Regions from separate parts of the Homo sapiens genome. Here region 1 is linked to region 2. Evidence: chromatin contacts called from ENCODE Hi-C or POLR2A ChIA-PET data. All regions are on one chromosome and are shown on one strand. The core of a region is the stretch at or near the end of the contact, and the rest is flanking DNA. Distances in the headings are between cores, read along the strand shown.

Region 1 (3,395 bases), core at 309-2,808, 690 kb after region 2:
AGGGGTAAATAATGGCATTTTCCAGAACGCAAGTCTCCGATTCACAGTACCGTCTGATGTTTTAAGCATGTTATTTATCCTTTAAGTAAGGCTGCTTTTTTGCATGAGGTAACTGCTGTAACCCGGTTTGAAAGATCAAGTTTTTTGTTTGTTTGTTTGTTTTTTGAGACGGAATTTAGCTCTTGTCGCAATTTAGCTCTTGTCGCCCGGCTGGAGTGCAATGGCGCGATCTCGGCTCACTGAATCAAGCGATTCTCCTGCCTCAGCCTCCTGAGTAGCTAGGATTACAGGCATGCGCCACCACGCCTGGCTAATTTTGTATTTTTAGTCGAGACGGGGTTTCACCATGTTGGCCAGGCTGGTCTTGAACTCCTGACCTCAGGTGATCCGCCCGTCTCGGCCTCCCAAGGTGCTGGGATTACAGGCGTGAGCCACCGCGCCCGGCCAGGATCAAGAATATTTAATAAATGATGATCACTTATTAAACAACAAGTAACATTTCAGAGCGTTAGAATACTGCATCTCACATGGTGCTGATCTCTTCCTGAGCTAGAAATTGACGAGAAAGTCATTTTGCAAGACCTTGCCTGATTAATTATAAACCTGACAGTTGCATGGGATAAAGTGAGGGGTGGGGGAGGGGCCCAGGGTTACCCAGGGAATCAAGGGCGGGGCAAGGCCAAACTAATTCTGATTGGGCAATCATTCAACAAGGATCGTGCGTTAAGGAGTGAACCAGAAACCGCGTAGGGGGCGCGCCTGAGAGCCTGAAAACTTCCTGGTTAGCAAATACTGAGGCTGGAAAGGGCCTGAACTTGGCAGTCCATAGATCCAGGTCGAGTTCCGGTTTCCCTGCTTACGGATCGGGCGGCCTCCCTACGTTGCGATAACCTCTCTGAGCCCCCTTCCTTGCCGATTAAAGCAAGGGTGATCAAGTCTTGCAAGTTTTTGGAAAATGATTCTAACCCAATCTGTGGTGTAAAAAAGCAAACCACAACCACTCGGGGGCTTTTTTCACAGGGCAACACGTGGCTCCCAGTTCAGGTCCCGGGTTGGCGGGTGCAGGCACAGACTCTGCCTCCCCCCAAGGGGCAGACGGTCTGGAAGGAGGTGGCGACACCTGTCCGCACACACCTGAGCCTGCGGAGGAACCAGCGGTGCACAAAAGCGCTCCCCACCCCCACACAGCGCCCAGCGCGCGCCTCTCACCACGCCCGAGGCTGTGCTCTGGAGATGCCTGCCTTGCCCTTTTCTTCCTGCAGTAGCCAGGCCTTTACCATTTACTAGGCGCTTTCAGAATGTTCATTTCTCCGTAATTTCCACTGCTTGAAGGCTGCTCGAGGAACAGGAGCAGCGGCGAAACCCAGGTCTGTCGGTTTACGAGGTAAGGAAGGGTGGGGAATCCGACCACGAAGACTCCCAGTCAGCGCAGCGGGGGCGGCACCAGGCAGGGGTAGGGGTGGCCCGGCGCTGCCCTGGAGGGGGCTGGTCGTGCCGCCGGATTCCCGCGCGGGGCGGGGCTGCCCCGCCCTTGGCTCCGCCTCCGCCCCGTCCCCGCACACCTGGCCCGCAGGTAGCCGGCACCAGGAGCCTTAGAGAAGCTGTAGGGCCTGCTGGCCGCTCGTCCGCCTCGCGCCCGGGGGCTCCGCGCCTGGAGCTGCGCCGGCGGCAGCCATGGACCTGGGCCCCGGGGACGCGGCAGGAGGGGGACCGCTCGCGCCCCGGCCCCGCCGCCGCCGCTCCCTGCGCCGCCTGTTCAGCCGCTTCCTGCTGGCGCTGGGCAGCCGCTCACGCCCCGGGGACTCACCGCCCCGGCCCCAGCCGGGACACTGTGATGGCGACGGTGAGGGGGGCTTCGCCTGCGCCCCGGGCCCAGTTCCAGCGGCCCCCGGGAGCCCCGGGGAGGAACGCCCGCCCGGACCCCAGCCCCAGCTCCAGCTCCCCGCCGGCGATGGGGCGCGGCCGCCGGGCGCTCAGGGCTTGAAGAACCACGGCAACACCTGTTTCATGAACGCGGTGGTGCAGTGTCTCAGCAACACCGACCTGCTGGCCGAGTTCCTGGCGCTGGGGCGCTACCGGGCGGCTCCGGGCCGCGCCGAGGTCACCGAGCAGCTGGCGGCGCTGGTGCGCGCGCTCTGGACTCGCGAATACACGCCCCAACTTTCCGCGGAGTTCAAGGTAGGCAGCGCTGCGCCGCCGACCGCCCTGTCCCCCTGGTTTCGCCTCTTGAAAAGTGTGTGCACGATCAGGAAAGGGTTTTCTTGGGGCCTTCTTTAAATGCCGTTGACCAGTTCAGCCCCGGATTACCGGCTTTGTTTTGAGTCGATGTGTTACGCTGTCGCTTGCTTATGTTTTCTTTGTAAATTAATTCTCCTAGGTATTTTGAGAGGGAGTGGGGTGAGCTGGCAGATTGAAGGGTAATCAGCGTTTTTGGATTCAACAAGCATTTGTTGAAGTATTGAAGGCTTGTGGGCCAGACAGTGTTCTAATGCCAGCTCTAGAGCTTCCAGTCTGGAATGATGTGGGGTAGGGAATGGGATGTTGAAGGCCAAGGCCTCAGAGGAAGGAGGTGATGCTTGCGTTGAGATCTGAATGATGAGAAGGATGCAGTCAGGGCAAGCTGTAGGACTAATCCAGGCAGGAGGAACAGCAAGTACAATTGCCATAGACCCGAAGGAGCTGAGTGCTGGAGACAGGGAAAGAAAAGCAGTGGCGTTGGAGCTTAGGAGGCAGATGAGTTTCGCCAGATCACGTAAGACCTAGGAGGCAACGGTAAAGAGTTTGGATTTTATTCTAAGCCCAGTGGAATCTGACAACCTACAGGCCAGGTACCGTGCTGAGTGCCCAGCAAAGGCAGTGAGCGTGCTATTTTGGAGATAGCATCCTTTTGTTTAAGGCGCATTCAATCCCCTACAATGTATGAGCACGGGCTTGCATTTTATTGTCTGCAAGATCACGGTCTACTTACTCGGGTTGCTGCCGGGTCGTGAGGCTTTGTAAATTGTTTGTATCACTTCACCCGGGATTAAAACGGGGTGTTTGTTTGGGGTCCCAGTTGGATTAAAGCGTTCCTGATAATTGATGCACATGGCTTGCTTCCTGCAAAAAAAAAAAAAAAAAAAAGAAAAAAAAGAAAAAAAAAGAAGAAGAAACCCGCAGCTCTGGGCAGAGAACTGAAGCTCCCTACAGACTAGTGATTGTTGTTCTTGGGGGAGGGGGAAACCTGTCAGTGTTCATTCCACAAGCATCACCGCTCTTGAGTTTCAGCCCGAGAAAGCAGTGTTTGCCATGTGACCCATGAGATGCCAACCCCCACCTTCCTCCCTCCTGCCTCCATTAGTGAAGCACTGTTCTGCAGCAGCCAGTGGGTCAAATGGTTGTCACTAAATGTCTCT
Region 2 (3,254 bases), core at 750-3,249:
GTCCTACTCTAGGGAGAGCAGCAGGGATTGAGCTATTTAAAGGCCAGACACTCATTGGAGCAAACTGGGCTGGCCAGTTAGTATTGAAGCGACTTAAGTCGAGAGAGTAATATTTTTATAAATGAATTAGGGGTAATCTCTTACTGGTCAATAAAGTACCATGAGAATAAATTATGGGCATTATTACAAAATTTTTTCTCCTTAAACAAGGTCAGATATTTTAGTGAAAAATAACATTTTCACCTCCATCTACTGAGCAGATCTTCGGAGTAACACAGCCAACGAGAAGTAAGCCTGCAGCTTTGAAAATGCAGGAAAGGTAGGGGGAGGAGGGGAGATGGGACCCTCTGAGGCCACTGAGCTCTGGACCCAAGTTGCAACTGTGGCCGTTATCATATGATTACCATGGCTGCAACCCAATCCCTTCAACAGCCCCTGGACAGGAGCCTTGATGGGAACCTGGCAGAGTTGAGCCATGGTCCAAGAAGGAGCATTCTTGACCAGCTACATCTATCTCAGAGGAGAGTGCTGGACTGTAATAGCACAGTGCCTTGGACCACAGTTGGGAGAATGAGGGAATGGGAAGTTGGACGCCTCCTTCTTTATTCATTGCACCCATTACATGGTCCAGCATTGAGGGCTTGCTTCCATCAACTTCCACAAGTCCCCACCATCTATCTGCTAGGCAACTCAAGTACCCTCTAGAACAGCCTTCTGAACCAACTCCCAAATGTCTCACATGCCTTGGACCTGAGCTACTTAGCCTCACTAGTTCAGAAATGTGTTTTCTTGATGCTTACATAAGGCTAGTCCTTGTTCAACTCCACCCATCATCTCCCTCCTCAACCCCACCCTTTAGGCCAAGCTCTGCCTCTCTCAAGTGGGAGGTTTTTATTAGCAAGTTCTTTAAAGGGCCACACCCTTATTTTTCTCTTGTTTTGCACAGTAAAGCAAATCCCCTCACACCAACAGCTATCATAGCACCGTGACCCACAGGCTAATGTGTTGAACTCACAGGAGCCTTTGCACCTTGGCCCTACCACTGGCCAGCTCACATTTGGCATCAAATGGGTTCAGAGGATGGATTCACCACTAAAAACAACCTCAGGTCTTCAGAAGTCAGGTGGTAAGAGTGAGCCCCATCTTTTGATCACCCACTCTTGGGTTACCCACCCACTGAAGAGGGGAAGTGGACTATATTCCTGTCCCCAGGGCCAAGAAAGCCCAACCCACCTTCCAAGACCTTTCCAGATACTTTTACTGAGGCCCAAGAGACAACAAGGGCTCTGGACACAAGCTCGTGTTTCTGTGAGAGCCATGGCAATGGTTCCAGGTTGGCAGGTGTGTGTCCTAGGGCTGCCACAGTCCTTGGAGGAGGCAGAGGGTCCAGTATCAGCCTCCTCAGCCCATTTCTCAGATATGCACGGAGAGAGTGTCACTCTCCATCATGCATGAGCTCTGAATTGGAATGGGGGAGTTATCGCTCCTGGGGAGTAATTTCCACCGCTCTCCCCTTCCCCCAGAAAGTGCTCTTTCCTCTGCAAAAAAAAAGAAAAAAAGAAAAAAAGAAAAAAGAAAAAGAAATAACTTTGTCCTTGCTTACTCTGACCCAAGCTCCCCCGGCTTGGGAGTGAGAAAAGGAAGTTTTTTGTTCTAGAGATTTCCACATTAGACTCAGAGGGAGGGCTACTTTTGTGAAAAATGCTTTGTATTTTTGCAAGGTGCAAAGGACCATATGCAAATTAATCAGTTAGTAATACTTTAATTTGCTCCCAATTTTTAAACCTGAATTTTACATCTCCCTTGTCCTCCAGGGTCAAGTAGGCCAGGCACCCCCTGGTGATGTTCGAAGAATCTCCAGAAATCCCTCAACAGTTTCTTCGCCTTACTCCCTCTGAAAACACAGCTCCTGATTGCCCTGATTGCCCCACAGCCTGGCACGGGCGGGACAGGAAGCCCCTCTGCCTTGTAAACACCGTGTTGCAAACAGACACTTCCCCAGGCTCTTATGCAGAAGCTGTCACCAGACTGGGAGTGGCTTGTTGGGGGAAGGTTCCCCAGGGCTTCCCCTGCTCTCAGACTTAGCTAACTGCTCATCTTAAATCTGACTAAATGGGAGGGTGGTAAGAAGATTCCCTGCCGGGTGCGGTGGCTCATGCCTTTAATCCCAGCACTTCGGGAGGCCGAGGCGGGTAGATCACCTGAGGTCAGGAGTTCAAGACCAGCCTGGCCAACATGGTGAAACTCCTATGTCTACTAAAAGTACAAAAATTAGCCTGGTGTAGTGGCGGGCACCTGTAACTCCAGCTATTCAGGAGACTGAGGCAAGAGAATTGCTTGAACCCAGGAAGCGGAGGTTGCAGTGAACTAAGATTGTGCCACTGCACTCCAGTCTGGGCAACAGGAGCAAAACTCCGTCTCAAAAAAAAAAAAAAAAAAAAGATTCCCAAGCAGAGGGTTCTCAGCACCTGGAGTTTGCATCTGGAGTTTGCCAGAGGCTCAGGGGTCTGAAGCAGCCCAGAGGAGGACACCTGCCTTGTCCCACAGTGGATCACAAAGCCACTGGTGTCTGAAGCCCTTGCAGTTGTGCACAGAAGACCAGTGATATGTCTGGAGGGTCCTTGAGGGGAGGATGACCGAACCCCACAGAGGTCTCAGATGGGGAGCAGCCCAGCCTGCCCGATCATCAGTCATCCAAGGCTGAGGCCCGGGCCTCTTCCATGCTGGCTGCTCGACCAGGCAATCACTCATTCAGCAAGCACTGATTGAATGACAAGTGCTGGCCCCTGCAAGGCACTGGAGAGTCAGCACTGAACAAAATGATTGGAAAGCTTCCCTCATTGGGAAGGGGATGAGTGAGGCAAGAACACACGTTAGGTCTTGGGAAAACTGAGTCAGGCAGTCTGGCTGGAGGAGAGCGTGATGATTCGTGGAGAAAGGAGTGGGACTCAACTTCGAAACCTGAACAGAAGACTAAGGACTCTGGACTCTCCCTAAGCAGTGGGGTGCCATCAAAGTATCTGAACACAGTGACATAGAAGTTTTCATAAGAAGAATCTCCTGGTGAAGAGAGGAAGAGCCTGTGGTCCAAAAGGCCCACCAGAGGCATATGGTAAATAAAGCCAAATTGGGTAGGAGAGAGAACAATGGGGAAGTGAGAGAAACAAGAGCCATGGAGAAAGGAAGCACCATCAAAACGGGCTGGGGAGTGGGGAACAAGGAAGATGGAGGGAGGACTCGGAGATGAGTCCAAG

The links. Hi-C counts contacts between places; a loop is a spot of excess contacts on that map. ChIA-PET counts read pairs that join two places held with the same protein, here RNA polymerase II (POLR2A).
Region 1: a map with no recorded cell type shows a loop between it and region 2 (10-fold over the local background). The contact joins the promoter of USP43 here to the enhancer-like site in region 2. A Hi-C loop is called at or near these places in 1 of 37 single-sample maps with no recorded cell type. POLR2A ChIA-PET finds 5 or more read pairs at or near these places in 1 of 52 experiments (OCI-LY7).

Annotation. Positions count from the first base shown.
Region 1 is chr17:9,643,959-9,647,353 of GRCh38, forward strand. It overlaps USP43 (ubiquitin specific peptidase 43), which reads left to right and starts at 1,559. Exons shown (of 15, transcript NM_153210.5): 1 at 1,559-2,178. The coding sequence starts at 1,675. LOC124903924 (a long non-coding RNA gene) reads right to left here and starts at 1,469. Exons shown (of 2, transcript XR_007065615.1): 1 at 1,278-1,469; 2 at 1-549. It overlaps LOC107985011 (a long non-coding RNA gene), which reads right to left. Exons shown (of 3, transcript XR_001752790.2): 2 at 2,969-3,099; 3 at 2,147-2,759. It also overlaps a transcript of CFAP52 not described here. RefSeq lists a silencer at 1,432-1,491 and enhancers at 1,800-2,447, 3,137-3,395.
Region 2 is chr17:8,952,517-8,955,770 of GRCh38, forward strand. All of the region lies in intron 1 of PIK3R5 (phosphoinositide-3-kinase regulatory subunit 5), which reads right to left. Among named protein-coding and RNA genes, the nearest start is that of PIK3R5, 12 kb to the right of the region's middle. RefSeq lists enhancers at 2,166-2,667, 2,668-3,167. Within about 2 kb of position 2,000, at least 11 of the 41 ENCODE cell types and tissues checked have a DNase peak (open chromatin) inside an H3K27ac peak, as active enhancers do.